2 separate regions of the Homo sapiens genome follow, and region 1 is linked to region 2. The links are chromatin contacts, found by Hi-C or POLR2A ChIA-PET in ENCODE. All regions are on one chromosome and are shown on one strand. The core of a region is the stretch at or near the end of the contact, and the rest is flanking DNA. Distances in the headings are between cores, read along the strand shown. Region 1 has its middle 39 kb from the start of MAP2K3. Region 2 has its middle 23 kb from the start of LINC01563.

The links. Hi-C counts contacts between places; a loop is a spot of excess contacts on that map. ChIA-PET counts read pairs that join two places held with the same protein, here RNA polymerase II (POLR2A). Pooled maps may share reads with other maps.
Region 1: a pooled map shows a loop between it and region 2 (6-fold over the local background). The contact joins two enhancer-like sites. A Hi-C loop is called at or near these places in 7 of 50 pooled maps. POLR2A ChIA-PET finds 5 or more read pairs at or near these places in 2 of 52 experiments (Caco-2 and activated B cell).

The regions. Positions count from the first base shown.
Region 1 is chr17:21,321,763-21,325,251 of GRCh38, forward strand. No RefSeq gene overlaps it. Among named protein-coding and RNA genes, the nearest start is that of MAP2K3, 39 kb to the left of the region's middle. RefSeq lists enhancers at 969-1,642, 1,096-1,145, 1,156-1,265, 1,306-1,435. Within about 2 kb of position 1,374, at least 19 of the 41 ENCODE cell types and tissues checked have a DNase peak (open chromatin) inside an H3K27ac peak, as active enhancers do.
Region 2 is chr17:21,097,105-21,100,662 of GRCh38, forward strand. No RefSeq gene overlaps it. Among named protein-coding and RNA genes, the nearest start is that of LINC01563, 23 kb to the left of the region's middle. RefSeq lists enhancers at 1,756-2,372, 2,172-2,466, 2,373-2,990, 2,385-2,594 and a silencer at 2,172-2,466. Within about 2 kb of position 1,992, at least 7 of the 41 ENCODE cell types and tissues checked have a DNase peak (open chromatin) inside an H3K27ac peak, as active enhancers do.

The sequences.
Region 1 (3,489 bases), core at 124-2,623, 220 kb after region 2:
GACTTCTCTGTGGCACTGCTTTCTCCTCTCCTCACCATCTCAGCTCCTCCCTCCTGTTAGCTGTGTGGCCCTGGGCAAGTCACTGCCCCTCTCTGATTCTCCACGTTCTCAGTCCCGTGGCGGGGACCTGACACCCTCTCTGGGCAAATGCCAGCATGCTTTGCTAAGCAGTCCTATCCCAGGTCTTGTGGTGTCTGCCAGAAATCTCCGGGAGGCAGAGGATGAAGGCCTGGGCGTTAGTGTGCCTGGTTGGAGGTCCTGGGGACGAAGGCTGCTGGGGTGGGGGTATTGCACTCCTGGTTGAAGGTCCTGGGGAAGTGTTTGTGGGGCTGTCACTCATTCATCTTGTTAGGCCAAGGTGTGAGGAGGTGGGCCGAGGTGGGTGGGGGAGGTTGACGTTGTGGAAATCACTGAGGGCCTGGAAAGCTGCTGCGAAGAGTCCGGGACTCCTGGGCATAGAGTAATGTTGGTGCCTTGACCAGAGCCTACAGACCTCCTTACTGGGACAAGCCAGCTCCCCGCCTGCTCTGTGCTGTGCTGCTAACCCTTGCATCTCAAACCTGCTTCAGGGAAGTATGCAGCAGAAAAGCCTAGCCCCTTGCCTTAAGGCAGGACAAACTCAGAGGCATAATTTGTGCTGCAGAGCTCCCTTGGGCTCAGGCCACGGCAGGGATGGAAATTGAAGAAACCCTTGCTTGTCTTCTCCTTCTTTTTCCCTGGCTCCCTCGCTGGTTTCAGCTGGAAGAAACTCCCTAGGGAAACATTTGCACCTGAATCCTGCTCTCAGGCTCGGCTTCTGGGAGAACCTGACATGAGACAACCTGCTGGCCCTGGGCACCACAGGCGTGTTTTAATAGAATGAGTTTATTGGTTAGAATGCAGGCTCGGTTACTTATTAAAAAACAAAACCGGCCGGGCGCAGTGTTTCATGCCTGTAATCCCAGCACTTTGGGAGGCTGAGGTGAGCGGATCACTTGAGGTCAGGAGTTCGAGACCAGCCTGGCCAACATGACGAAACCCCGTCTCTACTAAAAAATGCAAAAATTAGCCAAGCGTGGTGGCCGGCGCCTGTAATCCCAGCTACTCGGGAGGCTGAGGCAGGGAGAACTGCTTGAACCCGGAGGCGGAGGTTGCAGTGAGCCCAGATCGCGCCACTGCACTCCAGCCTGGGCGACCCAGCAAGACTCCGTCTCGAAAAACACACAAACAAACAAACAAACACCAAAACCCAAGTTAATGATGGTTTAAACAAGGTAGACGATTATTCGCTCCTGTAGCAGTCAGTGGTTCACGGTGGCGACGGCGGACTGAGTTCTATCCCTTTTCTGCCCTGCCGGGTGTGGGTTCATCCACTTCCTCGCGCCGCTCGCACCCCATTGGCAGTATTGGGTCACATGGCCAGCCGTGGCCGCAAAGGACGTTGGGAAATGTAGTCTTCATAAGGGAGCCAGTCGCTCCCGGGACAGTGGGGTCCACGGCTGCGGGAGGGGAATAGAGGTGGGGACTGTCATTCCCTCTGCAGGGAGGGAGCACAAACTTTAAAGCGGGGACAAGATTCTTTTAGAAAGAATGGTCTTCGTGTAAGAAAATATGCAGAGGATTCTGTGTCTGTGGAAAGGGAGCTCTTGCCGGGGATGCGGGAAGATGTTTCTGGAGGTGCCCGGCCCAGGGCGTCCTGGGGCAAGGAGTGGCCAGGCAGGTCCTATGAGGACCCTCCTAGGGAAATCCGACCTTCTTCCATCTTCAGGGAAAGTGGACACAGGCAGCAGCCTGGGAGGGGCGTCGGAGGTGGGGAAAAGGAGCGGGTGTAAACGGAGCCCTCCAGGCGGGCAGGGACAAGTAGAAAACGACAAAGCTAGGTCGCGAGTGTAACGACACGGAACATGGCAGCAGTGGGGTGAGGGACCCTAGGCCTCCTGGGAACTTCCAGGGCAGTTTGAGAAAGCCAGGTTCCCCCAGGAGGGGTTGGGGCGTTTCCATTTTAAATATTAGCGGGGTGTCCCGGGAGGCTGATAACTGGCTTCCGTCCATTTCCCACACGTGTTTGCAAAACGAATGTGTCAGATGTGCAGATGCGCATCCCTGGCGCCCCAGCATAGTCTGCGGCCTTCTGCCCCGTGGTTACCGTTTTCCGTGGCTTCCCCGAGACACTCCTTGCCCTGGACGCAGCCTCTGACTCCAGCTTCCACTCCAGTAAATAGCCCCGACGTGGACACCTTGCGCAGGCAGCTTTGCTGGCATTTCAGATTTGAGATGATTTCCTCGGGCATGATTCCCAGAAGAGAAGTCGGGTAGGGGAAGTGCATTTGCCTGTAAGGGCCGTGGTTGATACAGCCAAATGTCTGCCTGGTCCAGTGGTGCCAATGTACCCGACCACCTGCAGAGCACAGGCAAAACCTTCCTCGGGGAAGGGTGGGATAGTTTGGTTTCATCTCTTTCCCAGATTTTTAAAGTACTATTGAAGATACTAAGCAATTTAAAAAGTAATTTTACCTATAATCCCGTCTGCTAGCATGTTGATTTATTCCTTCTAGCCTTTTTTCTAAATATAAATTTTTTATTGTGTGAAAATTTACATACACGAGCCTTTTATTATGAAAAGTTAAGACATACACAGAAACAGAGAGTCACATAAGGAACCTTCAGGAAGCCAGCACCAGCTGCAGCAGTGATGCCCACACACAGTCCTGTCTCATCTCTACCCTCAGCTACTTCCCCTCCCAAATTATCTAAACATTCATTCCATTCATCCCAGACACAGTATAATTTAATTCACAAATATTTCAGAGCATAGCTCTGGATGATTAGGATCTTAAAAAATGACAATAACAGTCTTTAGTATTTGCACAAGTAACAACCATCCCTTAATATCAGCAACCATTCAGTCTCTGTTCAGATTTCCAAATGTCTCATGAATAATAGAATTAACAAAAGAATGGTTTGATTTGGTATCTGAATAAGACCCCGCGTCTCCACTGGCTGATGGATTGCCTTGGTGTCTTTCATTTAGTGGTTGCCCCTCCCTGTTTTCTTCCTCATAATTTATTTGTTGAAGAAACTGGGTTGTTAGATTGTAGAGTTTCCCGTAGTCTGTATTTCCGGTAAATCGGTAGCTGGTCTAGTGACTTGACCAGATCAGGTTGGACTTTTTTTTTTTTTTTTTTGGCAAGAACACTTGGTGCAGAGTTCTCTGCTCTTCTGTTGGGAGGCAGTGTTCTGTCTTCTCTTTGTGGTATTAGCAGCTGCTGATGCTCAGTGCCTGGACTCATTAATTTATTAGTGGTTGCAAATAAATTTAAAACAAATTAGTGGTTGCATAACGGTGATATTCTGTCATTCCTTCATGTATTCGCTGAAATGTTTCTATAGAGAGAAACTGACCCTCAACAAAACTTCTGCTATTTGGCTACCTGGTGGTACAGTTTATAAAGTGATATATGCTTGATCTGGTTCCTCTAACAGTTTTCTAAATTAAATTGTTCTTCCAAC
Region 2 (3,558 bases), core at 742-3,241:
CACTGTGGCCATTTTGGAAAACACCATCTGCCACAAAGACCTGTAAGGGCCTAAGTACTGAAGAGATTACACTCATCCCACCACCCAAATGTATTTCAAATACAAACAACTCTAGACCATAAAATAGGGGCAATGCAGCCCAATAAAGTATGAACTTCCTGTAACTCCTTCCATGCTTTTTTTGCTGGTGGTGGAAGGGACAGGGTGTCAACCATCAAATACTGTAGCGATATATTCTTTTTTTTTTTTTTTTTTTTGAGACGGAGTCTCGTTCTGTCGGCCAGGCTGGAGTGCAGTGGCATGATCTCGGCTCACTGCAAACTCCGCCTTCTGGGTTCATGCCATTCTCCTGCCTCAGCCTCCCAAGTAGCTGGGACTACAGGAGCCCCCCACCACACCCGGCTAATTTTTTTGTATATTTTTAGTAGAGACGGGGTTTCACCATGTTAGCCAGGATGGTCTCAATCTCCTGACCTCATGATCTGCCCGCCTCAGCCTCCCAAAGTTCTGGGATTACAGGCTTGAGCCACCACGCCCAGCCATCAAATACTGTAGAGATATATTCTTTTTCTTCACTCTCTTTTTTCTTAGGGGGTTGCCTCTGCTTTGCTGGTGCCCTAAGTGTGTGCTCAAACTATATGGTGGATGCTCCAGCCTGGGGTAAGGGTGTTTTGGGCAGAGGGAGGAGAACATGAAAATAAGTTAAACAGCAAGATTAGGTACACTTGGATGGGTAGAAACCAGAGGGAGAATGGTGAGACACGATGCTGGAAGGCTGATAAGAAACAGATCAGGAAGAGCCTTGTGGGCCAATCATAATACTGAGCATCAATAACAATAGCACGCATTCTGTTGTTCTTAGTATTCTAAGCACTTTTCATAAGCACACATTTAACCACTCAACAACCCTGAGAGATAGGTAATATGATGGTTTTTTTTTTTCTGAGACAGTCTTGCTCTGTCGCCCAGACTGGAGTGCAGTGGCGTGATCTTGGCTCACTGCTACCTCTCCTGGGTTCAAGCCATTCTCCTGTCTCAGCCTCCCAAGTAGCTGGGATTACAGGCGAGCGCCACCACTCCCGGCTAATTTTTTTTTTTCAGTAGAGACGGAGTTTTGCCACATTGGCCAGGCTGCGATTATTTCATTTTATGGATGAGTTAAACTGGTTAAATACTTTCTTCAGGCTCACACTGCTAGTAAGAGGCAGAAATGTGATTTGTGCCCAGGAAGTCTGGCCCCAGAACCTGCTCCCTTAACTGCATATTACTAATCAAAGGAGTGTGCACTTCAGCCTGAAGGTGAAAGTGAGTGATTTCCTAGAATATGAAATTTGATTAAAACAAAAGTAGAGAATTTCACTAAAACCTTCTGGCCTGATTTTGGATACCTTGGGAAATACAAACTCAAGAATGAAATGTTACATCCTTTTTTTAAGGTATACTATACATATGATTGTAACTCATGCCTGTAATCCCAACATTTTGGGAGGCCGTGGCGGGAGGATCACTTGAGGCCAGGAGTTTGAGACCAGCCCGGCCAACATAGTGAAACCCTGTCTCCACTAAAAATACAAAAATTAGCCGGGAGTGGTGGCTCACGCCTGTAGTCCCAGCTACTCAGGAGGCTGACGCAGGAGAATCACTTGAACCCGGGAGGCAGAGATGGCAGTGAGCCGAGATCGCACCACTGCACTCCAGCCTGGGCGACGGAGCGAAACTCCATCTCAAAAAACAACAAAACATCAATCTTAAGAGTACAAACTTACGAGTTTTATACATGTGCACACCCATATAATCATTACTCGAATATCACAGACATGATGTTGGGTGAAAGAAGCCAGATGCAAAGCGTACCCCTTCATGAAGTCCAGGAACTGGTGATGGAGGTGCTAGAGGACAGAAGAGTGGTTATCTGGGGCTAGGCATAGTGACTGGGAGAAGGGCATGAGAGAGCCTCGGGGTGTGGAAACCGGCTTTTCGGGTCTGCAAGGGTCGCTGGGAAGTGTAGTCTTTTGTTGGGGGCGGAATGAGCTGCTAAAAGGCAGGGTCCTTTTACACCAACGTTGATAGAGATCGATATTTATTCCTGCTACACTGACAAAAAGGAATTGTACACGAAGAAAAAAGGCAGACATTTAGAGAAGAGGAATTAACGGGCAGGTTCATAGGAGGGCTGCTAGAATCTATCAATCTCACACTACCGTTTCCTTTTTCTTTTTTTTTTTCTTTTTCTTTTTGGACCTTGCGTCTTTTCGCGCCAAAGTCCTAGAGACAGAGCCTGATTGGCCCAGCCACGACCTGTGCCCATCCATTGGTGGAGACCTCTTGATTAACAATCTTTCAAATTTCCGGAGCGACCGAGGGACTGACTGACAGCCTCGGGAGCTTACGCGCATCCCTGAAGCGGGCGCCAGCAAGTCCTTGGGGAAAACGCTGCCTGTACCCAAACCATAACCACGCGCTTGTCCCCTGCGAAGTGCTTCCCGAAAGACCCCCAAGGCAATTTTAAAGTTGCGGACACCTGAACCTGCTCCAGAGCTGGCTGGAAGCAGGAGCTGCCTCCCCAGGATGGGGCAGAATTTGCATCTCTCCACTTTCAATTTAAGGTGAACAAAGCAGAAAAGCAAGTAACTTATCACGATCAAAATGCAACATCTGATTCCCTTACACCTACCAGGAGGACAGTGCCTATTCCACACAGAGCCAGAAACCTGGAGAGAGGAAACAAAGAATGTAAGTGAATTCTAGGCAGCAAGCATTTTTCCATCCCTCAGCTAAGAGCCCTGCCACCACCTGTCCGTCTTCAGTAATACACTGGTTGACACTTTTTGAGACCCCAATATAGCGCTGAGCACTGCCCAACCTAAAAATGACTATTATTTTCCAGTCACTTTTTTTTTTTTTTTTTTTTTTTTTTTTGGCAGAGTCTTGCTCTGTTGTCCACGCTGGAGTGCAGTGGCGTGATCTCGGGATCTCGGCTCACTGCAACCTCCACCCCCCCGGGTTCAAGCGATTCTCCTGCCTCAGCCTCCCGAGTAGCTGGGATCACAAACTCGCGCCACCACGCCTGGCTAATTTTTGTATTTTTAGTAGAGACGGGGTTTCACCATGTTGGTCAGGCTGGTCTCAAACTCATGACGTCATGATCCACCCGCCTGGGCCTCCCAAAGTGCTAGGATTACAGGCGTAAGCCACTGCGTCCGGCCTAATTTTTTGTATTTTTAGTAGAGACAGAGTTTCACTATGTTGGCCAGGCTGGTCTCGAACTCCTCAGGTGAGCCGTCTGCCTCGGCCTCCCAAAGTGCTGGGATTACAAGCCTGAGCCACTGCGCCAGGCCCAGAGTCACTTTATAGATAAAAAGCCCTATAACTTCAAAGATCAATACCTAAATTACAAGGGGAAATTAAGTATTCATAAACAGATTAAAATATGCTTTAAAGTTCCATGTAACCATAACCTTTCTTCAAAAGGTTATTAATGCTTAATCTGTGCCAAAAAGTCACATTGAATATACATAGAATTTATGTTCTTTGTAGCAAGATTCAGGGTGGTTTGGA